Linked DNA regions of Homo sapiens: region 1 is linked to region 2. A link is a loop called in an ENCODE intact Hi-C map of the cell type or tissue named here. Cell type or tissue: heart left ventricle. All regions are shown on one strand. Each heading gives the region's core, and the rest is flanking DNA. Links, peaks and the distances in the headings are about the cores only.

Region 1 (15,779 bases), core at 3,942-11,941, 320 kb after region 2:
ATTTAACCTTAGTTGCCTCTTTAAAGGCCCTATCTCCAAATATAGTGGCATTGGGGGTTAGGGTTTTAACATATGACTTTCAAGGCAATACAATTCAGTTTAGAACACTGAGTAGTATTCAGTTATACAAATGTACCATTTTGTTTATCCATTCCTCTATTGATGGACACCTGAGGCTATTTCTTTTTTTTTCTTTTTTTTTTCTTTTTTTTTAAGATGGAGTCTTGCTCTGTCGCCCAGGCTGGAGTGCAATGACGCGATCTCAGCTCACTGCAACCTCTGCCTCCTGAATTCAAGCAATTCTCCCACCTCAGCCACCTGAGTAGCTGGGATTACAGGCATCTGCCATCATGCCTGGCCAATTTTTGTATTTTTGTAGAGACGGGGTTTCACCTTGTTGGCGAGGCTGATCTTGAACTCCTGACCTCAAGTGATCCGTCCACCTGGGCCTCCCAAAGTGCTGGGATTACAGGTGTGAGCCACCCCAGCCTGGGACTATTTCTTGTTTGGCACTATTGTGAATAAATCCACCATGAATATTCACATACAAGTTTCTTGGGGAATGGTTTTTAAGCTTTTTTATTTTTTTTACATTTTTAATTGACACATAATAATTCTACGTATTTATGGGGTACATAGTGATGTTTGTATAGTGTTCACATCAGAGCAGAACATGTATTTTTATTTTTGTTTAGTAAATACATGACAATTGCTGAGTCATCTTCAATTTCATAAAAAAAAACTGTCAGATCTTTTTCCTATATAATGTATCATTTTGCACCCCCACTATCAGTGTGTGAGAGTTTTGGTTGCTGTACATCCTTGTCAACATTTGGAGTTATTGGCCTTTTAATGTTTGACATTTTGGTGAGTGTGTATTGAATAACTTTGACCATGTCCAAAAGAAACTAAAAGCCACTTCTAAGTTGTTTTTATCTTTATAATGAACATGCTTGTTTTGTTGTAAAATGGCAATTTAAATTTTTTTATTTTTACCAACCTAATAATCATACATATATTTTTAAAAAATATCAGCTGGGCGTGGTGGCTCATGGCCTGTAAATCCCAGCACTTTGGGAGGCTGAGGCGGGCAGATCACTTGAGGTCAGGAATTCAAGACAAGCCTGGCCAATGTGGTGAAACCCCAACTCTACAAAAAATACAAAAGTAGCTAGGCATGGAGGCACACCCCTGTAATCCCAGCTACTCAGGAGGCTGAGGCAGGAGAATCATTTGAACCCAGGAGGCGGAGGTTGCAGTGAGCTGAGATCATGATGCTGCACTCCAGCCTAGGCAACAGAATGAGTAAGACTCTGTCTCAAAAAATAAAAATTTAAAAAATTTAAAAATCAAACAGTATTACTTATTTACTAAGAGAAAACTTCAGCTTCTCTAGCTTTTTTCCTTACTTTCTGCCTTACAGTTTACACGGGTATTTCTTGACTTATCGATTTCTGACATAATCTACTGACATCCTGACATAGCATATGAGGACATGGTTCTCCTATCTATTATACTTCCTATTTCCTCACCAACTGCTGCCTCCCCTGCCAACAAGATACCACATTTTGGTCAAAACAGTTGTCACTATTACATCATTATGATGATGGAAATATTGTTCAACACTGAGAGAAAGAAGCTATAACCATCCCTCCTTTCTTATACAGCTCTTTATTTTCATGGCATTAACAGTTGCTTCATTTCTTTATTTGCCTGGCTTACTCTGTTCCTATTGTTAATTGTTTCCATATGTTCCAACATCTCTTCCACATTCCCATGAATAATATTTTCCATATGCTCAAATAGATTAGTTGTTTTGTTTTGTTTTGTTTTGCTGCAAAACTCCATATTTCTATTTCACTCCAAACTGGTTATTCTCCAGGCCCACTGAACAATTGAGACCTCTTAACTGTCATCCTAGGATGCCCCTTCAGCACCCTCCTGGGCTGGACTCCTTTTTGGCTAAATCCCATAGCTTCCTTTTGTTTGGTTTCACCCTTTATATTCTGAAATACAGCCTTCAGTATCTGCAGGTAGGAAGTAAATTTTTTGAGACTTCATATTTGAATATGTCTTTATTCTACTCTTACACTTGATTGATACTTTGGCTGGGTATAAAAGTTTAATTTGCAAATAAACTTTATTCATAATTTTGAAAGCATCATTCCATTAAGTTCTAGCATCCATTATTGCTTTTTAGAAATCTTGGCACTATTCTTTTTTCTGATCCTTTGTATTTTGTATGTTATTATTTTGAAGGGGAAAATTTTAGAATCTTCTTTGCCCATGATTTTCTGAAATTTCACAGTGATGCTCCTTGGTATGGGTATTTTTCATATTCATAGTACCCTATACCTAATGGGCTTTCAATCTGGAGTTTTATGTTCTAGAAAGTTTCCTTCAGGCAACACAAAAGTTTGTCATATATATTTCTTTTTTTTAAATTTTATTTTGTCATGTTTTATGTCTTTGATGACTCCTTTTTAGAGACAAGGGTCTCACTTTGTCACTCATGCTGGAGTGCAGTGGTACAATCATAGCTCACTGCAACGTTGAACTCCTGGGCTCAAGAGGTCCTCCTGCCTCAGCCTCCCAAGTAGCTAGGAGTACAGGTATGCGCCACCACACTAGCTAATTTTTTTTCTTTTTTTTTTTTTTTTTTTTTTTTTTTGAGGCAGAGTTCGGCTCTGTCACCCAGGCTGGAGTTCAGTGACGCAATCTTGGCTCACTGCAACCTGTGCCTCCCAGGTTCAAGAGATTTTCCTGCCTCAGCCCCCTAAGTAGCTGGGATTACAGGCGTGCGCCACCACGCCCAGCTAATTTTTGTATTTTTAGTACAGACGGGGTTTCACCATGTTGGTCAGGCTGGTCTTGAACTCCTGACCTCGTAATCCGCCCTCCTCGGCCTCCCAAAGTGCTGGGACTACAGGCGTGAGCCACCACGCGCAGCCTTTTTGTTTGTTTTTGTTTTTGTTTTTGAGACGGAGTCTCGCTCTGTCGCCCGGGCTGGCGTGCAGTGGCACGATCTTGGCTCACTGCAAGCTCCGCTTCCCGGGTTCACTCCATTCTCCTGCCTCAGCCTCCCAAGTAGCTGGGACTACAGGCGCCTGCCACCACGCCTGGCTAATTTTTTGTATTTTTAGTAGAGATGGGGTTTCACCATGTTAGCCAGAATGGTCTCAATCTCCTGACCTCGTGATCCACCTGCCTCGGCCTCCCAAAGTGCTGGGATTACAGGTGTGAGCCACCACGCCTGGCTGTTTTTTGTTGTTGTTGTTGTTGTTGAGACAGGGTCTCACTATGTAACCAGGGCTGGTCTCAAACTCCTGGCCTCAAGCAGTCCTCCCACCTTGGCCCCACAAAGCACTAGGGTTACAGACATGAGACACCATGCCAAGCCCCCTACTGTTTTATGTGATCTCTTTTTCTATAATATCATTTATTGAAAAATTGAATCTCTTGGGCTGATTCTCTGATTTTCTCACCACTTTTTTCTTTTCATTTTTCATCTCTTTCTGGGACATTGCCTCTACTTTATCTTCAAGCCTTCCTCGTTTATTTTTATTCCACATTTCTTATTTGTTTTAATGCTTAACTGTTTTTCCCATTTTTACAGCATCTTGTTCTTGTTTCATGGTTGCAAAATCTTCCCTTATCTCTCTGAGGATATGAATTGTCATTATTTTGAGGTACCATCCCACTTTTCTCTAGGTTCATTTTTCTTTTTGTTATTTATTTGCTCTTGTGTTGGAGACTTTCCTTAGATGTCTGAGGAACCTTAGCTATCCATTCTTATTGAAGAGAGATACACTGAAACAGTGATGAGTTGGGTTTGTCAATTAGTGTATTCATGGTAGGGTGATAGGATAACAAGCTGGATTTTTTACTATGGAACTCCCAAACGTCACTCTCTGATGGTATTTCTTTTAGGCCATTCCATTTTTCCAAAGAGGAATTCAGTAGTCTCCTGCCTGCAATATGTAAGCATGGAATAGGGACAGGAAATGGAGGCAAGCCTCAGCCTCTGCCCTTTCTCCCCTGGCCCAGCCTTGATCCTCTTGATGTCTTCAGAGAATAGATCTCCAGTCGGCTGGCAGGACAGGCAAGGTGAAAGGAAGCAGTAATGGGATAGTTGCTTGGCTACCAGGGTAGGAGATATCACCTAGTGGGGGACAGGAGTAGCTAATCATTCTAAATATAAACTTTCAGCCAATCTCTTCTTTTTTAACCCTTTACTCTCTGTAGTACTTTGTGCCTCCAAAGTACTGGACCTTCTCAGAGTCGAGCAGGTCAAAGACTTACTTATTGTTAGCTTCCACCCCTTCTGAAACCCAGCTGCTAGCTTTCTCTCTGTGCCAAGTCACTTCTATCCAGCTCCAGCCACTTTCCATTTTCCAAAAAGTTGTTGAAATCTCTCCATTACTGTTGTTCTCTCTCCTGGTTTCTTGGTTTTTATATAGATCCTGCTCAATAGGTCCTTTTCAATGCCCTTTATTTTCAGTTTACTGGTATTTTGAGGTCCATTTGCCATGTGTAACCAGGAGAATCATTCTTAAAGTAATTTTTGATACTTTAAGGAATTGAAAATATGCTCTAGTTGCTTCCCTTAAAAGCAACATTTTTTTAGGGGAGTGTGATTCTTCAGACTACATATTTAAAATTGCTACATTTCATATAAAGAAATGACATTACTTATCAACTGTCAAAGTCACACAGTGTTGGAATTGGTTTCCAGAAATGCTTAGTGGCTTGGCCGGATTCTTTCACATCTTCCTACCTAGTCTCCCTGAGGGTAAACAGCAACATTCATAAAGCAGTTAACTAAATGTAAGAATTTTCAATACTGTGGATTTGGATTTCTCCATAAAGTCATCTCACCTCTATGGAAATTGACCCCATAAAATTGGCCTCTTCATTGGCACCCTACCACAGCCAGCTAAAGTAACTAGTCTCCAAAACCAAAGATTATTTTGCATTTCCTTTAGGATGATGTAAGAATTTGAACCTATCATTTAACTGAAGCAATATCATGGCTAAAGCAGTTCATCAAGCATGTTTCGTTTTCCTGTGCATGATTCAGAATTACATTTTTATTTTTTCTCCCAGAATTAAAGAGTCCATATTCTTACAATTGAGCTCATTTCTAGATTTAATTTATGTCATGTTTTAATTAATTGGCTTTGTAAACCTAGCACAAATGCAACCAGTACACTGAACATATTCCTCGAGAACACCTCCATACGTTAATAGATTGTAACAGGTTTCTAAATACGCTTCCCAAAAACCTTGATACTGGTAGAGATAATGCAGTATAGTTTAAGGGATCTGCTAATCATATCCCGGCCTTTGCCTTAGGAACATGAGCTGAACACTGGCCTGGTTTGTAATTGGACTCTTATGGCCATCTGGCAGCTTCTGTGACATATTAGTGGCCTTGGCACAGTCTCTAATTGGCATGTACCAGCATCAAATTGGCATGTATCTACATCCACAAGACAGTTTAACTTTCTAAATAAAAGAAGCCATATCTCTCTTTTCTTTAGCTATGATGCAATTGCTCTTTGCAGGTTTTTTGTTTTATCTTAGAGGAAACTAAAATTTCAAGATTTCCCATGTCACTTTAATCCTGAACTTTTTAAATCTATTTCTGTAATAACTAAAAGAGAATCTTGAAACTGCGGGTCTTTGGCCCCATGTCTTGAAGAAATTATGTAGTATTATATCTTTCTCTCTGACTTCAGGCCATAGACATTCTCAATCTGCAGGCTGTCTGCAAGCTTTCATAGAAAGATTCATCTGTAATCATTTTAGCAGAGCCAGTGGAGACAAGATTGCTTTAGTTAGTAGCTTATCAGTTTAAACTGAGTATTCTCTGGTTGGAATGGAAAGTTAATCAAGGAAAACTCAGAATAAGTTTTCACTTACATTTTATATCTTACTTGGCAACTTGTTTGACAATGTTGCATAAAAGGTCCAGCACAGGAAACATTTTATACTCCTGCTTATGATTAATAAATATGGAATCTGGGGCATTCTATTTTATAAATCAAGGTCTTAGTCCAAATTTCCTGTTTTTCTACATTAGAAAAAAGCCCTCAGGGTAAAAATAGTACTAAACTGGGGTACTCAGGGGTCAAGGCAACAGGCAAAACAGATTACTCTAGATACTGTGGTGCTGAGACGGTTATCAGACTAGTAGCAAAGACATTCATTTTGTAGTCATTATAGCAAAGGCATTTGATGCAGCTGGTTTATAAAAACGTAAGTTAATATATCTTACTTTGGATTTTCTATGCTTATTGAAAAGAGGAAAGGAATGTATAATACAAAACAATAAACCAGTGACTTGGAAATGTAGGCTCACACACAGCTAGTTCATGGAAAACCTTAGTCACTCTAGTCAAAGACTGTCTTACCACATCTTAATTTTAATCACATCGATTTCTGCTGTATTATACAAACTCAGCCACTGTCTTCAATCTCCAATACACTGCACTTCCACACCAAGCACACATATACACTCACTCACAATTTGATCTTGCTCAAAGATTCTCCAGTCTTAAGTCATCTGCGCTTTCTGACTTTCTCAAATTCTCTCAGCCCAACCGCTGCATAGTAACCTACGGTAGATCTTCCAGCATCTCTCTTTCTGTAGAATATTACCAAGATACTCTGAAGAATACATGCATGGCAGAAAGTACTTTGGGGTTCATGCCACTAATTGACACTTTATCATGAAAAGATTAAAATGTTCTCATTTGTATTTCTTAATAGCCTAAAGAATGTTTTTTGATACAACCAAAGGAAAGAAAAGAGAATACCACCAAGACCAGGAAAAGAAGAAAGGTAATATTAATAATTTCTTAAATTTGTATGGCCCCACATGGTTTCCATCACATTTTTATATATCATACTTTCTTGAGGCAACTATTGTAATCCCCACCTAAGAGATGCAGACATTGTAAGATTCTTTGAGGTTTGGTGACTTTCCTAAGGTCACTACTAATAAGTGTTTCTGTTGGAGCTAAGAATAAATTCTTCTGACTCCTATTTCAGTCCTGTGGAGTGCCAAATATCTTTGTTACCCACCCTATGTTTTCAGTGTGGTCAGATGTCAGACATAGATTTCTAATTCTAGAAGGAGTCCAGAGCTATCCTCCCCCGGCCCTTCTGGCTCTGTCCATGAAAAGAAATATACCAACCTCCTTTTTCTATTCATTCCGGATTTTAAGACCTTATACCTTAAAGTATGAATAAAAAGAAAATAATAAGCAGATGAAGGTAGTATGAGGCACTTCTGACTAATTTGGAACCATAAATTAGGTCAAAAAAGCTCCCCTACCTTGCATTTTGATATTTGCTGGTGAGCACAGGAAAGACTCTTTCTCATATACAAACTTTTTTATGGCTCAGCCTTGGAGAAAGTATGGTTAGCTATGACCTTCTCCCACAGTTGTGAAAACAGCAGTGTAATTCTCTCCCTGCCAAGAGGGGTCTGCTGCTGAAGTCAGCCGAGGAAATACGATTGGGATTAGAGGAAAGAAGATGGACTCAAACCTATTACTTAACAGCAAGCTTTTAGAAAACTGAGAGTGTGTGTGCATATGTTTTCTTTTCTTACAAATGGCCAAATAGGAAAATGGGAGATGCCAAATTGGCTGAGGTTTGGCAAGTCCTTAAATAAGTGACTTTAACTTCGCTTTGATAATTTGTACACTAATGGCCTTCTGGAGTGTTAAGTTCTTGGTGGCTCAAGGTCAAAACTCTAGCTAGATAGTTTAGTCTTGACTGAGGTCACACTAAAATGTGCCCACTGATGACATATTTTTAAAAGTTAATTTCTTTGACAGAGGCTTGACCATTCTTGGCAAGTGTCTAGAAATGAGGATATTGTAGAAGGAGGGGGAAAATCTGGGGTCAGGGGTGGGGAATGCTCCTTCTGGATCTTTGGTGGAACATTAGAAGGAAGTGAGAAGGGAAGCTTATGATGGAAATAAATGAATGATTGTGGGTTTCTACTACTGCAGCATTCAATACATGCTACACAAATGAGTCCAAATCAAAATCGATGTTGGAAAGTATTTCCTGTAATATTTTTTCTACTTTGCATAGGGCCACTTTAATACCATCAGTTATCCAAGACCTGAGAATCGAGGGTGTTAAGTCCCCTTCTCAGTAGGCCCCTATGCTCAGATTCCTACTGCGGGTTTTACACTAATGACAGAAATCCAAACTAAGACTCAGCACCTCAAAAACCAGATTGGGCAAGAAATTCTCAAAATTCTAATCCTACAGGAATATAAATCATCTAGGGCTAAAAGAGAGCTCTCCATAGCAATGAGATTTCTTTACTTTTAACAGAAAATAATACCCCAGTATGGAGATGCCTGCAAAAATTTAGTTATCTTGGAAGTCATAGACCAAGAGTTACAGGGAGCTTTCTAGATCATTTTTTCATTTTTCAAAGCAATAGTTATGTCCAAGAAGTATTTAGTGAATTTTCTCAAATGTATTTATTAAAACCCACATTCACACTTGGCTAACACCAAAAGCTATGTGCCGTTTAAATGCCAGAGGAACTAACCTATTCCAACCAAATGCCATTTTAAAATATGTCGTCCCATTTTTCTTCTTTCTCATATCTTAGAAGAAAATTACTGATGTTCTTGCAAAATCAGAACCAAAACCAGGGTTACCTGAAGACCTACAGAAGCTGATGAAGGACTATTATAGCAGCAGACGCTTGGTGATTGAATTAGAAGAACTGAACCTGCCAGGTATAGCCAAGCTTCAATTTTCCTAAAGACAAGGAGCAAAACATAAGTATCTGTTATGGTTAGGTGTCTCAGGCAGTCAATTAACACATTTTCCAGCGGGCATGGTGGCTCATGCCTATAATCCCAGCACTTTGGGAGACTGAGGCTAGAGGATCGCTTGAGCCCAGGTGTTTGAAACCAGCCTGGGCGATACAGTGAGACCTCATCGCTATTAAAAATAAGAATAATAATAATAATTGTTTAAAGAGACATACTTTCAGGCCAGGCACAGTGGCTCACGCCTATAATCCCAGCACTCTGGGAGGCTGAGACGGGTGGATCACTTGAGGTCAAGAGTTCAAGACCAGACTGGCCAACATAGTGAAACCCCATCTCTACTAAAAAATACAAAAATTAGCTGGGTGTGGTAGCACACGCCTGTAATCCCACCTACTTGGGAGGCTGAGGCAGAAGAATCACTTGAATCTGGGAGGCCGAGGTTACAGTGAGCCAAGATGACGCCATTGCACTCCAGCCTGGGGGACAGAGCGAGACTCCATCTCAAAGAAAAAAAAGAAACATAATACTTCTTTTCCTCAATCTAATAGTTTTAACTGATAGATTATATCAAATAGTTTTAACTGATAGATTATATCCTTACTGGATGCTAAACAGTATTTGTCAAATCTAATATTAAGATTTGTGATTGTATTTTTTTATTCAAAAGGTTAATTGTTGGGTGTGCATTTTTAACAAACTATTCAATGAGTAGGAATTCATCATGAGGATAGAAGTTGAAGTACACATTTAAAAGTATGGATGTGAAACACTGATTTACTCAACTATTATAGACAAGAACTTTAGCCTTAATAAGCAATTTAGTTTTGTTGTTGCTCTTATTATGGATTTCTAGTCATGGTTTTTAGAATAGTATTTTAGGTTGCAGGCCAGACTCTTTCAAGCAAACTGTCAAAAGGTAGGAACAAAATTCTGTATGTTTTGCGAGGCTGACACTTTGCCTCAAGGGATTCTTAGGCCTACTAGAATTTTAGATCCTCTGCCTTAGTGTATTTATAATTAAGCTAAAAGATATTACAAAATTTAAACAGCTAATTTTTTAAAAATATTTATTTATTTATTTTAGAGACAGTGTCTTGTTGTGTCGCCCAGGCTGGAGTGCAGTGGCACCATCGTAGTTCACTGCAGCCTCGAACTCCTGGGCTTAAGTGGATCCTCTCATCTCAGCCTCCCGAGTAGCTGGGAATATAGCCACGTGCCACCATACCCAGCTTAAACAACTAATTTTAATTAATTTCAAAATTATAATGCATCCTTTAACTCTTTTAGGCAGGGATGGGAGGAAATAGATGTTGTCATAAAATCAAACCATAAAAGTTTGGGTACAACTGCTTCAGATGAGCTATTTATAGACTACTAGGCATATCTAATATTGCTTTTGGAAAAAGTAGAGGGTGGCTTGATTTCCGTTTTCCATTACAACTTTATGCTTTCTAGAAGCTTGAGAAGCTGAAAAACAATCTGTTCCCTGAATTTTTATAATTCTTTTGTGATATCCTTTTTCAAAAACACACATTGGGTTTGGAGACATGAGTGCCCTGTCTGTTTTCCAAGGAGATTACCCTTTAGGGAATTGAAGGAGTGCATTTGCACATGAGCAGGATCTGGACTTTTAGACTTACTAAGCCCAGACAGTTCCAATAGCAGTTATAATCCACTCTTCTCAGCACACCACGGCCTCTGCTGTGAAAACTATGTCCTGACTGCACTATCACAGGAACTATTCTAACAAAACCACTTTTGAAGCTTTAACTGAAGTTTAATTTTTACTGTGACTCAATGGTCAGTTTTCCATTCTAGTTCTTTGTTAGAGCAACTTGAACTTAGGAAGGATTTGTGAGCAGTGGGACCACTGCTGTTCTGTAACCTCATGGAACATCGTAAACCTTGCTCCTCTCTGGAGTTAGAGAGAGTCAAAGCTCAGAAGAAACTTTTAAGGAGTCATTTGAGTTCCATAGTGAATTTGTTTGGTATTATTGTTTTATTAGAGTTCAGTAATATAGTTAGGCAAGAATGTGTGGTCATGGTTTGGGGAGGAAGGAAAATATGTTTGAAATAACGTTATAACCAAAAAGGACAGGTTTTTATTTTTAGTTAAAAAAATTAGGCCATTTAAGACACAATAAACTGAGACATCAGAGGAAGGTTTGAGAGAACAGGCCCTGGTCACTACACTGATGAGACCAAGGACAGAGAATAGATCTAAGCTAGATGTGGGGAAGGAGATACAGTGGGTTATTTGGAATAGGCTCAAGGAGGGACATAAATCCCCTTATATATACACATATAAGGTAGATATAAATAATAACATACTGTTCCTATTTAGTTTGTCGAGCCTCTGACTTGGTTTTGATTTGAGGTTGTTTGTGTCTGTAGGGCAGGAACATGTCTTTTCAATTAATATTGTGCACTGTACATTGTTAATGTCATACACATGGGCACTTAATTAGGATTTCAAGGTTGGAGTCACCCGGAGCTAATTAACTTCTCTGCTGTCTCCTGAGAGCTGCAGTGTGATTTAGATTAGTGATTCCTAATTGCCTATAGGCTAGTTGCAACCGAATCACCCAGGAACTTCTTAAAAATCAGATTCCCAGGCCCACCCCCAAGAGATTCTAATTCACTATGCAAAAGAGACTTCATCCCAGAAATCTGTATCTTCAGTTCTCCAGGTGAGTCTGATCATATCCAGGCTTGGGACATTATAAAGACCACCAAAGGCTCCACAACAATATAGGAGAAAACAGCTTTGAATTACTCACTTAATGAGTTATATGTGCTGGGTCACAACATAAATTTCATTTTGATCAGTCCAGCCCCTGTTTTATTTTAATGTGTTATATTGTTTTTTATTGTATTGTTATGTTGTGTTGTATTTTGAGACATTATTCTCATTCTTCCCTAATCCAAACTCTATTTTCATATGATAGGAATTTTTAAAAATATATATATATTCTTATAAAATATGTCATCCTGTGTATGTATATACATATTAAAATGTATCTAAAATGGCTTTGTGCTAATGCTTTCGTTCTGTTTCTTTCTTCACTTGACACTTTTTCCAGATATGACTAAGTAATTTTATGCATATCTAGTTCATTGCTTCTAAATGCCACATAATATTCCAGCGTTTCCATCTACCACATATACTCATCCATTTCCCCAGATATGGACACCTAGGTTGCTTCAAGCACCCTGCTATCACAAATAATGTCAGGATGAATATCCTTGTGTGTGTACCTTAATAGACCATGCAAGAATTTCTTTCTATTATTTACCTTGAATTGAAATGATAGAATTATAGGGTATATACATATTAATATTATTACTTTCCAGAATATCTATACCAGTTTATACTTCCACTTACAGTTCACAAGAGTTTCCATCAACTTGCATTCTCAACAACACTTGGTATTATACATATTGCTAATAGTTGCCATTCTAATGAGTGTGTAAAGTATGCTCATTATATTAACTTGCACTTCTCTGATAACTAGTGAGTTTCAACATGTTTACATAGATTTGTTAGCCACTTCATTTTGCATTTGTGTAGTCCCTATTTTATGGATTTGGAAAATAAAGTTGCTTCATAAATCTGCTGAGTGATGTAAGAAGCTCCTATTTCACTGCTCTAAGAAATTATGGGCAGCTCCGTGACAGGTTAAAAGTTTACTTGTTGCTGCTGCTGTTATTTTAAATATAGGCAACACTTTAAGATATAAAATGGGCCCCCAATTCACTAATATTTTACAACCTTATACATCACTCATAACTCACATATAATCTGTTTTGATTGTGTGTGTGTTTACAAAATTATCTACAAAGCATGTTTATTATATTTCTAGACTCCTGTTTCCTCAAGGCCAATGATTTGACTCACAGTCTTTCCTCATACCTAAAAGAAAGTAAGTAAACTCTGATTTTAATCTATTTAAACTCATTCTTATTTTGCTCTGGTTTTGGGAATTTAGGTTTTGGTCTCGTTTTTGTTTTATAACACATTAGGCCATTATTGCTCTAGGAATCCAGAGAATGGTGTTCTAGTCCCAGGTCCCCCACCAATTTGCTGTTTGACCTGAGACGAGTCACTGAGTACTCCCCTGGACTTAATTTCCTATCTGAAAAATAAGGAAGATGGACTATGTGATATGTGTTCCATCTGTGAGATTCTGAAATTCTGTTTGCATGTTTACCACTCAGACCATGGCTATTGTGAAGTCAATCTAATTTTATCTTTTCAAAATTTATTTTTTGGGAGGCTGGAGAGGGACAGGGTCTCACTCCATCTCCCAGGCTGGAGTGCAGTGGGTCTGGTCACAGCTCAGTGGAGCCTCAACCTCCTGGGCTCTAGCGATCCTCCTGTCTCAGCCTCCCAAGCAGCTGGGACTATAGTTGTGTGCCACCACAAGCAGCTAATTTTTTTTTTTTAATTATTTTTGGTAGAGACAGGGTCTTTCTATGTTGCCCAGGCTGGTCTCAAACTCCTGGGCTCAAGAGATCCTCCCCACTCAGCCTCCCAAAGTGCTGAGATTACAGGCATGAGCTACTGTGTCTGGCCCTTCAATATGTATTATATGTAGCCAGCAGTAATTAAATTATTCATATCAACTGTTCATTTATTCATGGCCAGCAATGAAATAGTTTAGATATAGGGAGTTTCCATTCTTCTTTCAAACTACAAGCAATTCTGATGACACTCAACTTGAGTTCATAAACCTTTCTCAGCTTCAAATTCAGAAAATGTAAATCTAGGTAATAATAGAATCAAACTCACTAGATTATGAGAACTAAAAAGAAAATGTATGTAAAGTGCTTAGCACCATGTCAGTATTTAGTAAATGTTTGCTGTTTTTAAATGTTTGTTCCATTTTATATCTTATGTTGAATGTCCCTTTAAAATTTAACATGATTGAATCAGCATTTGTTTCCTATTTAATCAACATTGTCTTCAAGTATCAAACCTAAATTAAAATATCAAAAATGTAATATTCCAAATTTTTTTACTTAATTTTAAAATTAGTCACATTTAGGGACTTGGTATGTTTGTTTTGTGTTACAAATTAATGATACTTTATTTTAATCTAATATTTACAATAACCAGAAAATTGAATTACAATTGTAATTATAATGAACCATGCTTACTATATTTTGTTTTGTTTAAATACTCAACAAAGAAGAAATGCTCAACTTGGGAGGTGTGCCCTGTTTTGCCATATTTCAAATAATTGTTTTCTGTTCTTTTTTCCAGTTTGTCCTAAGTGGGTAAAACTTAGGAAGAACCACAGTGAGAAGAAATCGGTCCTGATGCTGATCATCTGCAGCTCGGCCGTCCGAGCCCTGGAGCTCATTAGGTTGGAAGGTTCACCTATTCCATATCATAAATGTTTTCTGAATAACTGATATATGCCAAGCTATTATGTTCTATGTGCTGGAGATGTAGCAATAAACAAAACAGAGTCCCTGCCCTCATGGAATTTATATTTCAGTGGGGGAGACAGATAATAAACAAATGAAGATACATTATAACGTCAAGTACATTGATAAGTTATGTAAGGAAAAAATAAAGCATGGCAAAGGGATATAAGTAGATCAGGACTACTTTTAAAAGGGTGGTCACAGAAAGCTTCTCTAAGGAGATGACAATTTGATCAGAGACTTGAACAAAGTGAAGAAGAAAGCCCAGCAGCTATCTGGAAGAAAAGCATTCCAGGTAGAGGGGAGAGTAAGCACAAAAGACCCCAAGATAGGATGCCATTATAGGATTTTGAGGACTTACTTGATCTGAATCATCATTTTAAAGGTTCACTTTGGCTGCTGTGTGGAGAGCACACATTATAGAGAGCAAGGGTAAAAGCCAGATCATACCCCAAACAACCAGTTAGAAGAAAAGATCTGACTTAAAATAGTAACAAGAAAAGACAGAAGCCGGGCACAGCAGATTGTGCCTATAATCCTATCACTTTGGGAGGCTGAGGTGGGAGAACTCTTGAGCCCTGGAGCTTGAGACCAGCCTGGGCAACATAATAAGACCCCATCTCCATTATAAAAAGAAAAGATAGAATACCATGGAATATACTTACCAAAACTTATGTACAGACAACATCATCTAAGGGATGCAGAAAACTTGGACAATCAAAAATGTATACCATATTCTTGAACAGGAAAACTCAATATTGTAAGGATGTCTGTTTTACTCAGGGTAGCCTTCAGATTTCACACATTCCTAGTAAAACTCCAATAGAATTGTGTTGTTTTTTTTTTTAACTGGATAAACTAGTTCTGAATTCTTATGGGATAATATACAACTAAAAATAGGCAAAGAAATTCTGAAAAAGAATACTAATGAGAGGATTATATTCCTAGAGATTACAAATTATATATATATATATATACACACACACACATATATATATACACATATATATACACACACACACACACGCACTCTGAAGTCTCAATAAAATAATTAACAGTATGGAACTGGCACATGCATGACAGATCAGATGAGTGGAACAGAATTGAAAGTTCAGGATCAGACCCAAATGCATATGAAAATGTAGCATATGCCTAAGGTGACAAATCAGAAATCAGTAGGGAAAGACGGATTGTTTAATAAGTGGTGTTGGAACAACTGAGTAGCCATCTGGAAAAATAAAGTTGGATTCATATCTCACTTATAACAAGATAAATTCCAAATGGAATAAAAACTTAAAGGTAAAGATTATGTTTTAAAGATAATTTGTCAGTGCTTTACTAAGGGCTTGCACATACGTTTTCATTTACTATTGTTTTTGTAGAATAAACAAAAAGGCTTCCACTGGTCAGTGGTAATATTCAGCTTTCAGAGAAGAGCCGTGAGAGTCAGATGGGATTTGCTAGGACCAGCTCTCTCTGAGAGCCTGGCTCTGGGCCAGGCTTTGACAGGAGACAAAACAAAGGAAAATC
Region 2 (15,779 bases), core at 2,848-10,847:
TGTGAAACTCTGCAAAGTCATATGTGATTCTGATGAAGGTGGTCAATGACTGCATTTTAAGAAACATTGATATAAGGAGTTCAAAAATAAATGATAGCTGATTCTTGCTTTTGAGATGATAGCATAGGAGGGGTAACAAATAATTATGAGGTAGAATGACGTGCAATAATAGAATTACAGACAGCAGTTTTGGAAACTCAGTGGAAAACTAAAAAGTAAGGAAGGTTTTCCAGAGGAAGTGACACATGAGGGATGAGTAGGATTTTAGTATGAGGAACAAAGGAAGAAGAGTATTTCAGCCCTACAAACAGCATGATCAAAGGTAAGAAGGCCCAGTAGTATGTGGGAGGATAGTTAGTATGGTGTCCTGGTGAAGATGTGAGGGTATGTCCAGAGTTTCAAAGGGAGATGAAACGAAAGATGAAGGCCATGGTAGAAGGTTTGGACTTTGGGCACTAAGCAATTTTAAGTGCTGTTTTCTGGGAGGCTGGAGAATTGCTGTGATCAGAATGGTATTTAAGGCTGGATTATAGAGGTGAGGATTTAAGTGTAGTAGATTAACTATCTTACAGTACCATCTGTCCTAAATTCTGGGCTTGGGGAGTAGTAGTACAAATAAGTGGGGAGGACAGAGAAAGAAATAATATGACAGAGTGGAGGATGAGCAGAGAAGTGGAGAATAGTTCCCAGATGTTGAACCTGAGCAGTGGGGAAGGTGATGGACCATCAATAGAGGCGAGACAAAGAGCAGTTCAAGAAAGATAGTATATTGGGTTATGGGCGCATGCTAAGTTTGAAGTGTATAGTTGGGCCTTCCATGTGGAACTGTTTGGTAGAGTTGAAATTTTGGAGATGTTGCTTTGAGGATCGTGGTAGAGAAATTGTTGATACTACTCAAGTGCCTGAGACAGCCAGAGAGAAAAATGTAATTCCCACTCAACTGCCGCTCTTTTCTTCTCCCACCATAGGTACTTCTACATCCCTTTCCCAGAGCCTGAGATGAATTTTGTGGGACCCTACCATGTGCCCACATCCTCTGCACAAGGCCACTCTATCTTAATGATAAGAATATAACTAGTTCTGAGAACAGCCACCTAAGGAGGCATTTATTCCCATTACTTGAACAGTACATAGTGATTGAACCACTATCCAGGGAGTGATTGGCTTGCTAGGGGAAAGGAAATCCTGCACCTCTCTTCCAGTAACCTGGCTGGCCCCTCAGCCATTGTGTCTGAACCAATCAGACAAATTACATAAACTTGTACTCGCAGAAAGGTTTGCCACTTTGTGGCACAGAGCCATGCAGTAAGGACAGGATAGCCTCCCTAAAGCGTATTTCCTTCCTTATTGGCAGTCTGAGAAAAACCTGGAATAGGACCATATTTGATAGGTTTGGCCTAAAAAAATAGTAATAATCGTCCATTGTTCTCCCTAGTCTTCTCATTGTCCTTAGAAGCTATAATCAGCAGCCTCAGAAGCATTTATATTTTTCAGTTTCTGTAATTAATACATACTCTTATAATCAGGAAATTTCATATGAAATAAATGGGCTGCTTATATAAATTACTATGAGAGCTGTTCTTCTCAGCATGATCCGTACTCACTGATTCCCTCCCTGTTGCCCTAAAGGAATAACTATCTGCCTCTTGTGTTATGGAACTTTTGAGGACCTCTTGCAGTTTTTAGTTAGCTCCTGTTTATATAAAACAGTGGTTTTCTGAGGCTTCAAAAGTGACTGATCTCAGGCACAGTGAATTCAGGCAAGAACACCATGAAAAGGCATAAGAATAGAAGAAGAATAGCTTTTTCTAGTTAAAGAGAAGAGAGAAAAAAAAAAAACAGCCAAACCACTAATTGTAAAGGATAATAATGCATTTTTGAGGAATTACTTTGAGTTGTTTGAAGAGTGTCTGTGTTGATGCAGATTATTGTATTGTGAGGGGAGACATAGGAGCCAACTTGACAACTTTCCTTTGCAGTGGCAGTTTTTACTTGGGATGCTTCCTTGGTTTACAGTTTTGTACTCCTGAATTTGGAGACTGACAGGGTTGAACCCCAACACTTCTCCTTCTGACCTGGGAAGATACATAGTGATTATTTCTAAAAAATGATTTTGGGAGTGCCAGTCTTATTAAGTTACAGTGTTCCTTGAGAAATAGAAATCCAGATTTAGAGTGTACCATCTGGGAAAATTTTCTGTTTCTGCAAAGGCAGAATCACACCAAATGTGGCCTAAGTTGGTGGTGCTTGTCTTTATAGTGGCTGGACCTTGATCCCTTGATTGCCTTTTCTGAAAGTCTTGGGTCATTATCATAACTGTCAAGGCAGCCACCTACTTATAAGCTCAGATGTGCATGGTTGTGATGTTCCTTCCGTGAATCATTTTCACTCACTTCTGATGCTTTTCTATCCCATCATCTCTGAGGCTAATCAGGTACCTCCTGCTCTGCACATATTGATTGCCTGTCCAAGCTCATTCTTCATGCTTGGCATTTGTGCCCTTTGCTTATAGAATCTTACCTTAGGATAAAGTGGACACTGACTGCACCTTTTGTGTTCTGAGAACAGTCTCCTAATGAGAACATGAGCTTCTCTTTGGACTTGCTTTCTCACATCTCCTATCCCAGGTCAGTCTTCCCCGTGCCTGCCCATTTGTGTGGGGCTTGGCTTCTCACATTCATTATCTCTTGTCACCCTAACAGTGGCTTCAGGGAAGCAGGTGGAGTTGGAAGGAGAGGCAAATCACTCTTGGCTATGGTGATCATGGGAGGTTTCAGAAGAGGCGAGCATTGATACAGACCCTTCAGTGTGGGTCTTACTTCACTTGACAAGAGATGAAAATTGTGTCCATGTAGAGAAGTGGGGAGGAGAAAGCCCTGCATATGTTTAGGGACATTCTGAGTGTTCTGGCTGAAGTGGCAGATCTGTGAGGTGGAGCACAAGGAGGTAACATTAGACAATCTGTCTGTCACCACAGATTGTGGAAAGGATCAAATTCAACTTATAATGAATTTAAAACCCCTTGCAACTCAGTGTGTTGCCACGGAAAGAGAATGGGGCAACAGAATCAGACCTGTTTTCACTCCTCAGTTTTGTGACATACTAACAGAATGACCTGGAACAGCTTTCCTTATATGTCAGAGTTTTAATCTACTTATCCCTAAAGTTGTCATAATACCCACTTTCTAGGGTTGTTGTAAAATAAAATAATATTGTATAATGGATTTGTTTTTTGCCCTCTCTTTTATGTTACCTCACTATGCAGAAACCTTCTGTGAAGACACAGAGACTCCCTAGTGCTGTATTCATGGTTCTTCACAATCAACAGGTCTTTGCCCTTTAAGCCTTACCCTGCCCCAACCATCTCAACTTCATCCACATTGCACTGCTCACTGTTCCTTGAATGTTGATTATCTGCCCTCCTGCCTGCCCCCACACCTTTACCTTGTGGGCACCTCTTTGGAGCACCTTTCTTTTTTCTCTATATCCTAGTCTTCCCCATCCTGTATCCCCTGCTCAATTCTCATCTGTTTCTGAAGCCTGATCCCCAAATCCCACCTGAAAGTAACCTGCTCTTCCTCTAAAATCCTGTAGTACTTACTGTCTATATAGTTCCTTCTCTGTGTTGAGCTCTTAGTTACCTTTTAAGCTACCCCTTAACTCCCACCTTTTATTCCAAACTTTAACATCTGCATAGCTGCCTGGCACAATAATGAGCAATATTGCATGCTTCATAAATATTTGTTGGTTCATTCTTGTAGGTGATTGGTTGAGGAATGAAGGAAGCCTGTATCCTAATAGAAGACATTCATGCCTGTGGTGGTTATAAGCTAATAATACACAGGGAATTGCAGCTTCTCAGAGAGGACCTTTTAGAAAGGTCTAAACAGTAGAGAGTTATCTCTTCAATTCTTGGGATTCCTGCTGAAAACCAATTCCCTTCTCCCCCGACTCCATTTAAAGCCAAGGTGGTTGGTTTCTAGACTCTTATTTCTCCCAAGGGCACATGAAAAATGGAAAGCTCTAGTTGACCTGAAAATTCTAGTTTAGAATTCAGGTATCTTTGAAAGAGACAGAAGTATAAAATACTGTAATAATACAAATATAGATGTTCAAGTATGAACATGCTCTCAGCCAGTCTGTCAAGTAAGTGGAAACAATTATGCAACAAAACTCTTCAGTATAGGTTTTTAAAGTTGCTTTGAGGCTTATGTTTCATCAGATTCAAGGTTCTCATCTCTAGACACCAGACATAAGAGTTTTCATATGAGTTGTCAGATTTTTCCCACAGTGTTATATAAGAGTGGAACTCTTATAGAGTCACTTGGTCCATCTCTTTAATGTGGTGATTTTTAACCAGAGGGCGATTTTGCCCTTCAGGGAATATTTAGCCATGTCTGGAGATATTATTGTCACAGTTGGGGGATGCTACATGGTGTGTAAGTAGAAGCCAGGGATGCTCCTAAACATTATACAGTGCATGAACACCTCTTTCTTCCCCACAACAAAGAGTTACCAGGCCAAAACCATTAATAGTCCTAAAGTTGAAAGAATAATGGGGAGAAAAAGCTGATAGGATTAGGGGTAAAAGAAATTAATTCGTAGAATCTTTTTTTTTTTTTTTTTTTTTTGAGACAGCCTTGCTCTGTCGCCCAGGCTGGAGTGCAGTGGCGTGATCTCAGATCACTGCAACCTCTGCCTCCCGGGTTGAAGCGATTCTCCTGCCTCAGCCTCCCAAGTAGCTGGGATTACAGGTGCCCACCACCATGCCCGGCTAATTTTTGTATTTTTAGTAGAGATGGGATTTCACCATGTTGGCCAGGCTGGTCTTGAACTCCTGACCTCATGATCTGCCCGCTTTGGCCTCCCAAAGTGCTGGGATTACAGGCATGAGCTACCATGCCCAGCCAATTCATAGAATCTTAGAGAAGGAAACATCTAGTAGTTTTGACATCTGTAAGTGGAAAAATGAGGAAGAAGTTTAATTTCTGGAGGAAAGAAACTCATGCAGGTTGTTGGCTTATTTATGCTCCAACTTTATTTCCCAAAAGGAATTTTAAATGATTTAAGGAGGGTGGCAAGACTTCAAATTCAGAAGTCATTGGAAGTTAGAACCAGATGTGATCTTAAAGATCACCAAGTTCAATTCGCTTATTTCACAAAGGTTAAATGACTTGTCCAGGGCCTCACAGCTGACTAGAAAAGGCATAAACTAGAACCTGATCTATTTGCCTGCCTCCAGTGCTCCTTCCCCCAATCTTTTCACTTAACTGAGGCTTTGTTAATCTACTGTGGTCTTCCTTAATCTCCAGTTTATTGGTAGAGATTGACAGTTTCCCACTTGATTAAATGTTGTCTGATACTCTTGTTTCATTTCTTTGCCCAGGTTAATAAGCTCTTCAAGGGCAGTGAATCTTTCATCTCCATAATATCTGCCCCAGTGGCAAGTAAGAGGTACACAGTTTAATGTGTCATGATCAGTGGATTGATCGATTGTGTACATGTGATGCTTTGAAGAAAACATATTGCATACTAAGACACTGCGCATGTCACTGAGACACAAGTTTGGTTGCATAAGGATCGTTTCCACTCACTTGATTGACAGATTGGCCCAGAGTATATGTACATTTGAACAATTATATTTGTGTTAATACATTGTACCTTTGTTTCTTTCAAATATATCAAATTATAAACTAGAGTTTTCAGATAAACTGGAGCTTTCCATTTCTACTATGCCTGTGGCAGAAAAATAATGTAGATAACCAACCACCTTTGCCTTTTGCCGGAACAGCAGATAACTCCCTCTATTGTTTAGACCTTTCTAAAAGGTCCTCTCTCGGAAGTCTCAATTCCCTCTGTATTAGCTTGTAACCACCACAGGCATGAATATTCATTAGTAACCTCACCTCCACCTATCCAAAAGCCTCAGGAATGGCTGAGGACGAGGTAGGCTTTGTAGGTCTGTAGGGCTTATATTTGTATATTGTAGTTGTCCAAATATGGCTAGCCTTTAAAGAGCTGAACAAAACAGGCGCAATCCCATCATAAAAATGGGCTAAGGACATGAATAGACAATTCTCAAAAGAAGATATACAAATGGCAAACACACATATAAAAAAATGCTCAACATCACTAATTATCAGGGAAATGCAAATCAAAACCACAGTGCAATACCACCTTACTCCTGCAAGAATGGCCATAATCAAAAAAATTAAAAAATAATAGATGTTGGTGTGGATGTGGTGAAAGGGGAACACTTTTACACTGTTGGTGAGAATGTAAACTAGTACGAGCATGGAAAACAGTGTGGAGATTCCTTAAAGAACTAAAAGTAGATCTATCATTTGATCCAGCAGTCCCACTCCTGGGTATCTGCCCAGAGGAAAAGAAGTCATTATATGAAAAAGATACTTGCATATAAGTGTGTTTATGGCAGCACAATTCGCAATTGCAAAAATATGGAACCAGCTCAAATGTCCATCAGTCAATGAGCGGATAAAGAAAATGTGGTATATATACACCATGGAATACTACTCGGCCATGAAAAGGAATGAAATAATGGCATTCGTAGCAACCTGGATGGAATTGGAGACTATTGTTCTAAGTGAAGTAACTCAGGAATGGAAAACCAAACATTGTATGTTCTCACTCATAAGGAGGAGCTAAGCTATGAGGACACAGAGGCATAAGAATGATACAGTGCACTCTGGGGACTCAGGGGAAAGAGTGGGAGGGGTGTAAGGGATAAAAGACTACACATTGGGTACAGTGTACACTGCTCGAGTGATGGTTGCACCAGAATCTCAGAAGTCAGCACTAAAGAACTTATTCATGTAACCAAACACCACTTGTTCCCCAAAAACCTATTGAAATAAATAAATTAAAACAGGCCAAAAAAAAAAAAAAAAGATGGTCTCAGGTAACCCCTCAAATATCATACCAGGACCATTTGGCTATGAGGAGGAAGAAGAACTCACTAAAATAAGAAAACTAGTTTCAGTTTTTCAAAATATTGCCTCAAATAATAAGATAAGTTTTATTTCTCTTGATCAACAATTTTGACAATGAAATTTTAAATGATGCCACAAATAAAAGTGATTATCCCTGGAATGGCTGACTGCAATGCCAAAGGTTATTCCTGAATACATTTTTATGGTGGCATTCTAACTGTAAAACCTGGTACCTGATGGAATGTTGACAGATTTGTAAGTGCTCCCATGTAAATGGTGTTAATTCATTATCAAATTATGAAGTACTTAGAGGTGTTGGCCAGTTAACTCGCTAGACTCCCTCAAGATTCCTTACCCTACAGCATTGCCTTTGGGGGATGGCTGCTCTGATATATTGACTGCCCAAAAGCCTTACCCTTCTTGATGTACCTTGAGGAATGGAAAGGGTCCATCTGCTGGAAAGGAAAGGGCTTGAAGTTTAAGTAAAATGAATTTAAATGGGGTTTAAGGTTTGAGAACCTTAGTAAACTACTTGTCTTCCTTGCTCTTTCTTGTATTTGCTTCACTGTGCCATAAGTTGAATGGAGTCCTTTGTTTTGGTTCATCTAACTGCCTTATTTAATGTGTGTTCTGGACCCTTCCCAAGAAATGCTACAGATTTAAGTTGAGGGCCTGGGATTGAGAGAGAAACAGACCTTGTAGGTGTCAGACAGCCTACTTTAGCTCAGCCAAAGATTTAGGCATCTATGCTTTGCTACAGTTATAAAACCGGGAATCTTCCCACCCAATAAAATGGAAGTTTTTATTGAGCTTTCCTTTTAAATAAAAAGAAAACTTGGAGAATAAACCTTCTGTTTGTCATGCCAGCCACTAGAGGGTAGAATAGCCACATTTCCTACTACAGATGTAATTTAAAGAGAGGGACTATGGTCAGAATACATTTGCCAGTGCTTGTCAATACAGATGCTTTTTGACTTATGATGGGGTTAGAACCACATAAACCCACTGTGAGTTGAAAATATTAAAAGTTGAAAATATGTTTAATACACCTAACCTACTGAATATCATGGCTTTGCCTAGCCCACCTTAAACATGCTCAGAGAACACTTACATAAATCTACAATTGGGCAAAATTGTCTAGCAACACAGCACACTGTAGAGCAGGGGCCTCTAAACCCTGGGCCACGGACTGGTAGCAGTCCATGGCTTGTTAGGAGCCGAGCGGCAAGCAGAAGGTGAGTGGCAGGCAAGCGAGCATTACTGCCTGAGCTCTGCCTCCTGTCAGATCAGCAGTGGCATTAGATTCTCATAGGAGCACGAACCCTATTGTGAACTGCACATGCGAGGGGTCTAGGCTGAGCACTCTTTATGAGACTCTAGCTAATGCCTAATGATCTGAGTGGACAGTTTCATCCTGAAACCATCCCCCCAACCCCCCGCCCATGGAAAAATTGTCTTCCATGAAAACAGTCCCTTGTGCCAAATTGGGAACTGCTGCTGTACAGTATCGGTTGTTTACCCTCATGATTGTGTGGCTGACTGGGAGCTGTGGCTCACTGCCACTACCCAGCACTGGGAGAGAGTATCTTACAGCATATTGCTAGCCCAGAAAAAGATCAAAATTTGAAGTACCGTTTTAGGGCACAATTAACCAGCAGAAGAGTTTGTTAAAATGCAGCTTTCTGGGCCCTACGCCCCCAGAGGTTCTCATTGGATAGCTCTGAGTGGAACTTAATATCAGGGGATTCTCACACAGGTATCTTGGATTTTACTCTGAGATACGCTGATCTATAAGAGTTTTGGGGCATGCATTTTTGCCTATCTTTTCTCTTGGGATTACAAAGCAAAATGATTATTTGGAGGAAAAAAATCTTAATAACAGAAACCAGGGTATAGGAAAAAGCTAGAGTGTTGGTTAATTTAAAGGTCTTTCCCTGCCTTTGTCTAACATATTTCAAAGGAGACTCACTTTGTAAATATTCAGAATCAAAGAAGCTACTAAAACGTTTTTATTGGGAGTTTTACTTCAACCAGTAAAGACCATAGAATCCTTAGACTACAAATCTCTAAAATTTTTGATAAAATATCCCTTCTATGACCATCTCACAGCTCCCCTAATTTTATCCTTTATGGGTTATGTATGTGGTTTAGCTCTGTGTCCTCACCCAAATCTCCTAACTGAAATCCCCGTTTGGATCGTGGGGTGGTTTCCCCTGCTGTTCTTGTGATACTGAGGGAGTTCTCATGAGACCTGATGGTTTAAAAGTGGCAGTTTCCCCTGTGCACTCTCTCGCTCTCTTGCTGCCAGGTGAGATGTGCCTTAGCTTTTCTTTGCCTCCTGCCATGATTGTAAGTTTCCTGAGGCCTCCCCCAGCCATGAGGAATGGTGAGTCAATAAAACCTTTCTTCTTGATAAATTACCCAGTCTCAGGTATTCTTTATAGCAGTATAAAAATGGACTAATAAAACTGGTGTCATGAAGACCCCAAGCCTAATGTCTTAGCATTGTAAAATATAGTTGTGGAGACCTTACAAAGAGTGTATGTAATTTTATCATGATCTTGATTGAACAAGTATCAAGATTCTTTCTTATGTGTACAGATTCAAGTGTAGTAATGCACAATGTCCTTCTAGTAAGGATGACAATTTTATTTTTGTCAGTGCCCCTAGAGAGCAGTGGCATCCTCCTGGGGAAAGTTTTGCCATTGCTTTTAAATAGAAAAAACATGATAAAATCATTCGAATCTGTGATAGGATTCTACCTTTTAAAGAGTTAAAGAGATAGTGGGAATGTGAGTAAAATGAAACTTCGTTCTGAAGCGAGGACTTAGACCAATGAAAGAATGGTATGAGTTTTTCAGAGAGACGAAAAAACAGTCTATCTTCTGTGAGCCCTCATGGACCAAAGAATACAACCCTCCACCCCCACATATTTCATATGAAGATTTCTGAAGATTTTCCAGTGTCACTTCCTCTTTCCTTCCTGGTTTTTGGGGGAGTTCTATGATTATCTGTCAATGAAAAAGGAAGTTCTGTAATCTTCCAATCTCTTTCTCTCTCTCCTCTCTCACACGCACACAAAAAAATATAAGAAATCTTTTCAAAATTAAAGGCCAGAAATCTACATTGTGTCATTTTAGGTGTAATTCTATAGAAAAAAAGATGTTTTGCAGAAATTATGCTGCCTTTATGAACTTTAATTAGTAACACTTGTAATAATCTACACGTTATTAATCTGTCTCCTAAAATTTATTTTGATGCTGATACAAATTATTATACTGAAGGAATCCTCCCAGTAGAGGTACTTCTAAAAGAGGTATTCCTTGAAAGTTTGGTAAATTTCCAGTTATGTTAGATTAACTACTTAGGAAGCCTCTATATAGTTAAAATCTGGAACAAATGATTAAATGAGAATTTGTGCATTATCATAATAGAACACAAGACTTATGGTGTTAACTTTATTATAGAGAATTTCTGTAGCTCACATAAGAAATTGAATCCTTTCAAAATGGGTGGGCTGATGAATAGCCCAAATTTGGCTCCCAAACTCTATTAGTTACAAGTGTGCCAAGAATGGATTTCTTCCCTCCCCCCGTCCCCCACCAGCACTTGGGACAGCCAAGAGGAACCTGGGGTGATGGGAATCCCTTGGCTGGTTATCTCTGCCTCTTTATCTGTTTCCCCCAGTGCCACACAAGCATGTGTTTTGTTTATGCCATTATGTGACAAAGTTGGGAAGACTTTGTTCTTAAATTCTGATTTCCATTGTTCATAATTTTATGATCAGTTGATCGATGCCTTCCAAAATATTACATGTACCCACTCTCAGTAACTAGAAAAAGATCTCATGAAGCAGCAGCATTATCATTGTCTGTTTTGAAAGAGCTAAAATTAAGTTTGCCATTCCTTCTAGAGTTCTGGCCCAAGGTGACTTAAAAACAGTTTTAATAAACATTTAGACCATCATGTATTTTGTAATACAGTTGGGTCACTGTTGATTCCTAAGATAAATGTGTTTAAACAGAAGCTTTCTCATTCATCAGCAGCCTCAGCTTTCATCCAAATTTATTTAATGATGATGCAAGCCCATAGCGTTGGTGTTGCAGTTCGTCACCATGGAAGTGTTTCTGTCAACAAATCCTCGCTTTACTATCATGAAATTGATTTTGTAGGGGAAAGGAGGATAATTGTGAAAGCTTCCTTTTATTCTTAAAGATCTTCACAGTTTGCCTGGATGTCTAAATGAATTGTATTTAAAATCAATAACTGGCAATAAAATTAACCACACTAAATTAACAATTATGAGGTTAGAAAAAGGGAAATGGCAATAAGCTACTTTGTCTGAAATCGTCGTTTTGGAATGTGACTTGGGGACCATACTTGTAATTTAAATGTTCCCTGAAAGCTGTTGTTCTCTGCTCAGAAGTATGGATTATCCCCAGGGACTCCCATGAGGCAGATATCAGAATTTCTAGGAGGATTCGGCTGAGTTATTCTCATCTATATTGTAAATGGCATAATAATCACAGAAGAAATTCACACTATATTACTTCTTTCAACTAACATACTGTATTTTTTAAATATGCCTTTTCTATAGCTTATGTTCATAACTATCTTTGGCTTTTATTTGCTTGTTTAAAAAAAACTGTAAGAGGTTAAAACAAAAAAAAAAACTGTAAGCTTTTGAATGCAGGCCCCTTATGAACAGGGTAGGTAGCACCTACATTAAGTAATTCAAACTGTTTTGGGAACCCCATAGGAAAAAGAAACAAGAATGACATTTTCTTTTTTTTTTTTTGCTTTGAAGTAGAGTGTTCAAGAGTTTATGTCACAGTGGCTGGTTCCAGATTTGGTTGTAGACATACATGTTCTATGGGAGGTTTGATCTCTGGTAGAAATACAGTCAACTCTTGATTTGTCAATGTAACTATATTTCCAAATGTACTTTCTCTGGCTTCCTATCACATGTCAGAGCTTTTTAATTTTATCATCTGCTTCTATGTGCTCATGAAAACCAAAATTATTCGGTAGTATTTTATTTCATTATTATAAACATTTAAGTTCCTAATGTAGTCTAAGCACTGTGCTGGGCTCTTAGAGATACTGAAATATATCCCAAGCATGAAGTTATGTTTGCTTCTGAAAGATCTTATAGTTCACTTTGAAATCAAAGAGATGTAATTTTTATTTATTTGAACCACTTTTCTCTCCTCTAATATGTGATTAGAAGTTGACCATAAATGGGACATAGGTCCTGTTTGTTTTTAAGGAAGAATTAATAGAGACTATAAGCAAAAGACAAAATTCTATTGTACATGCAGAAATATAACACAGAATGACCAAAAGAAAATTCAGCAAGCAATGGTAAAAATAACAAATTATTTACTGTTTTATAATGTTAAAGTATTTCACCAAGACAAGTTGCAGTCAAATTAAAGTGAGTTATGGAAAATGAAATACATAAAGATGTATTTATACAAGTGCAGACTAAATATTTTCCATACAAGTATGTAAATGAAAAGATATACAGTAAGTGCACACTCGATATGACTATGCAGGCAACAGTTAGTTTCAGATACTCTTGTATAGTTCATGCACAAACCTTCCCAAAGTACGAGTTCAGTCAGTCTTGGGGGATATGGAGGGATGATTAAAAAAGGATTGAGTTCCTTGCAAAAATATCAGTATGGACTGGATGAGGGTGAGCGTGGTCAGTTATATATATTACTTACTGTAATTTGTGATTGTCGAGGAAGAGGTGTGGCTGTTGGTGTGATAGTAATACTGCTGGTGACTTTATTGGTTGTTTTGTTTAGTGCCCCGTTAATTAAGCCTTGAGTTCGGTTATCCTGCAGTGGTGCTGAAGGGCTGGCAGGTCTCACAGGGCTGGCTACAGCTTGCATGTAAGGACTTCCTAAGTGAATGTGGATTTTATTATCCTCAGTAGTTATCACACTTGAGCTATTGCTGTTTGAACGCTGAAACTGCCATGATGACTGCCGGTCTGGGGAGACTCTGAATATCGCATGCTTGGCACTGATTTCTGTTGGTTCTGGGGAGCGTCCCTGCTCAGGAGAGCTAGCTGAACCAGTCACAGCCAAAACCTGAATAGGGGACATTGTCCTTTCTGGAGTTAGAGAACCACAAGACTCTGGGGTCTGTGCTCTGGCAAAGGTTGCCATGGTAATTGGGGACATGCCTTGTTCTAAATTCATGAGGTCTTCGGTAGAGGTTTTGGACTTTACTGGTGTTATGGAGGCGTTTTGGAGGATGGTTATCCTTTGCTTTGGCGTGCCACAGTTCGGTATCACTGCAGTACTCGTGTAAGAGTGAGGACTCTCTGTGGTTGGACTTGTGATTTCAAGAGTGGCTGTGTTTTGTACATGGTCTGGAGTAACCTTTATATGAAGTGGCTGCCCAGGTGTGTGGCTTAGGACTAGATCTCCAGGTTGCACAAAGTTGGCATTGGGTTTAGTTTGCATTTTTCCATTCTGAAGATGGCCCTCCTTGGATTTCATCCAGGGAATCCATAGCTTTCTGTTAACAGGACATGGAGTAGACTGGCTGCATTTGAAGGACAGCACAGATCCCTCATCATTAGGGTCCTCGTCTTGATTCTCACTCTCCTCATATAACTGACCATTGATGACTGCACGTTCCAGAGGAATGAGGCTCTTGTAATCAGGTGGTTCATTGTCTACTGCTTCTGTCTGAACTTCTTTAGAAAATACTTGAGGATCGGAAATTCTTCTTCCATTGAGACTAGGCCTGAGGCTCTTACTGAAATGCCGGTACCTCTCTAACTCCTTAGTGAGGTTTTCAATCTCTCTTCCTAAATCTCTGTTCCTGTTTTCTTGTTGATTTAGTTTTTTTTGCAGGACTGAGTGATCTCCCTGGAGGTGACATATTAGGTCTTCAGTTGCCATGTATTCATGAATTTTCTCTTTTAATGCATCCACTTCTCTTGAGAGGTGCCCTGACTTAGCTTCTTCTTCTTGAAGCCTTTTGAAAAGCCATTGTTCATGGCTGGTCTCTGTCTTTTCTGCTAACTTGTACTTAGCAAGTTCCATTTTAACATGTTCTAGCTCTTTAGATAAAAATTGAGCTTTGTCTCGTTCATTAGCATACCTTCGTTCTAGAGTCTCATATTCATCTTCTGTTTTCATGAGGTCATCCTCAATGGCTTTCATGTCCTTTAGCTTCAGTTTCAGTCTTTCCACTTCTTGAGAGAGCTCCTTAATCTTATTGTTTTCTTGGTGTAATGCTGTTGTGGATTTCCCAGAGTCTTGATTTAATTTGTTTTTTAGGAAATCTTTCTCAATTGCTTCCAATGATTGAAGCCTATTTTTCAACATATTAACTCTTGACAGGAGATCATTTCCTTTCTCTTCTTCCGCTTTCAATTTGTTTTTTAAATCATCTCTCTCCTTGGTTACGCTGTACATCTTTTCTTCTACATCGGTTTTGGACTTGAGCGCCCTTTTAGTTTCCTCAATTAACTTCTCAGTAACTGTTGTTACTTTATTTTGCTCCACTTGAAGCTGAGAAGAAGCAGCTTGTAATTTATCTTCAGTTTTCTTTAATTTTTCACTCATTGTTTTCCGTTCATCTACAAACATCACAGTTAATGTTTTCAGTTTAGTTAAATCCTCTTTTAGAGTGAATTCTGTCTTTTCTAGCCGACTTTCAATGGCTTCTAGCTCTTTGATCCTTACTTTTAAACTCTCCAGTTCTTGAGACAACTGCTTTGTGGTCATCCTTTCTTTTTCTAAATTGCATTTCAGAGAGTAGCATTCTTGTTTGCTTTTGTTGAAAGCGTCTTCTAACTTTTCCAGAGCCATAATTCTTTTACTGAGTTTTTCAACCTCTAGTTTAAAGTCTTTACTCTGTAACGTCTCCCTTTCAAGCCTCTTATTGAGATCTCTGCACTGCTCCTCCATTTTTATGAGCTCTTCATCTTTCCCTTCCATATCTAGCACACGTTTCCTGAGCTCTTCCACTTCAGCCATGATACCAGCGTTTCCATATTCTCCCTTACTGATTTTTTCTTTTATATCTTGCAGCTCCTCTTCTGCTTTTCGTAAAGACCTGTTTGTCTCTTCTAACTCATCAATCTGCCGGCTGAGTGCTGCCAGCTTTTGTTGAAGCTGGCGATTTTGACTGTCCTCATTGGTGAGCTTCGCCATAATTGTGTCTTGGTCTTGGTGAAACTTTGTGGTCTGCGTTTGCAGTTCCTTCTCTAGTCTGGTTGCCTTCTGCTCTTCCTCCTGAACTCTGGCTTCAGCAAGGGCTAGTTTGGTATGTGTTTCCTTTGCATTTGTGGTCAGCTCTTGGATTTTCTGTCTTTGAAGGGTGAGCTGTGCCGTCAGCCTTTGCTGTTCATCCACCACCATCAAAGCAAAAGACTTCAGCTTGGTCAGCTCCTCTTTCAGGGTGGTGACCCTTTTCTCCTTTTCTTGCTCCTTCTCCTCCTGAGACTTGATTTCTTGATCAATTAGCTTCTTTAATCTGAAAAATGTAAAGTGCATTTTATTTTGTGATTGATGCTTTAGTAACTCATCGAATGTACTTAAATATATATGTAATTTAGAAATTATGTAATTATATGAGCTGTGTCAGTTCATATACAATATGCAAAAGAGTTCCTGAATTTGATGACAGAGGAAAATCTTGATAAAGTTATCTTGCTTTTTTATTTGACTACCATTGATCAGTAACAGCTGCATTTCACCAGGAGCCTTAGTAAAAGAGTAAGGGCAAGAATATTTAGTTTAAATTGCTTGGGTAACATGTAATTAGTAGGCAGTCTGGCCTGAAGGCTGTGAAAAT

What was found. Hi-C counts contacts between places; a loop is a spot of excess contacts. Peaks named below come from ENCODE experiments on the same cell type or tissue, not always from the same donor. Only the 100,000 strongest peaks of a DNase experiment are listed, where the experiment ranks them.
Region 1: a loop joins it to region 2, with 4 times the contacts of the local background. A loop is called at or near these places in 10 of 110 quality-filtered maps.

Annotation. Positions count from the first base shown.
Region 1 is chr3:100,153,656-100,169,434 of GRCh38, forward strand. CMSS1 (cms1 ribosomal small subunit homolog) reads left to right here. Exons shown (of 10, transcript NM_032359.4): 3 at 6,775-6,846; 4 at 8,648-8,777; 5 at 12,680-12,739; 6 at 14,083-14,185. It overlaps LOC105374009 (a long non-coding RNA gene), which reads right to left and starts at 7,049. Exons shown (of 5, transcript XR_007095984.1): 1 at 6,530-7,049. In heart left ventricle, for the core only: no CTCF peak of the experiment used is centred there; no DNase peak of the experiment used is centred there; H3K27ac peaks cover 7,551 bases.
Region 2 is chr3:99,835,613-99,851,391 of GRCh38, forward strand. All of the region lies in intron 1 of CMSS1 (cms1 ribosomal small subunit homolog), which reads left to right. FILIP1L (filamin A interacting protein 1 like) reads right to left here. Exons shown (of 6, transcript NM_001387850.1): 5 at 12,683-15,458. The region is part of intron 1 of LOC105374010 (a long non-coding RNA gene); the gene reads left to right. Among named protein-coding and RNA genes, the nearest start is that of HP09053, 20 kb to the left of the region's middle. RefSeq lists an enhancer at 7,883-8,384. In heart left ventricle, for the core only: a CTCF peak has its summit at 7,831 (motif pointing right); no DNase peak of the experiment used is centred there; H3K4me3 peaks cover 771 bases; H3K27ac peaks cover 3,457 bases.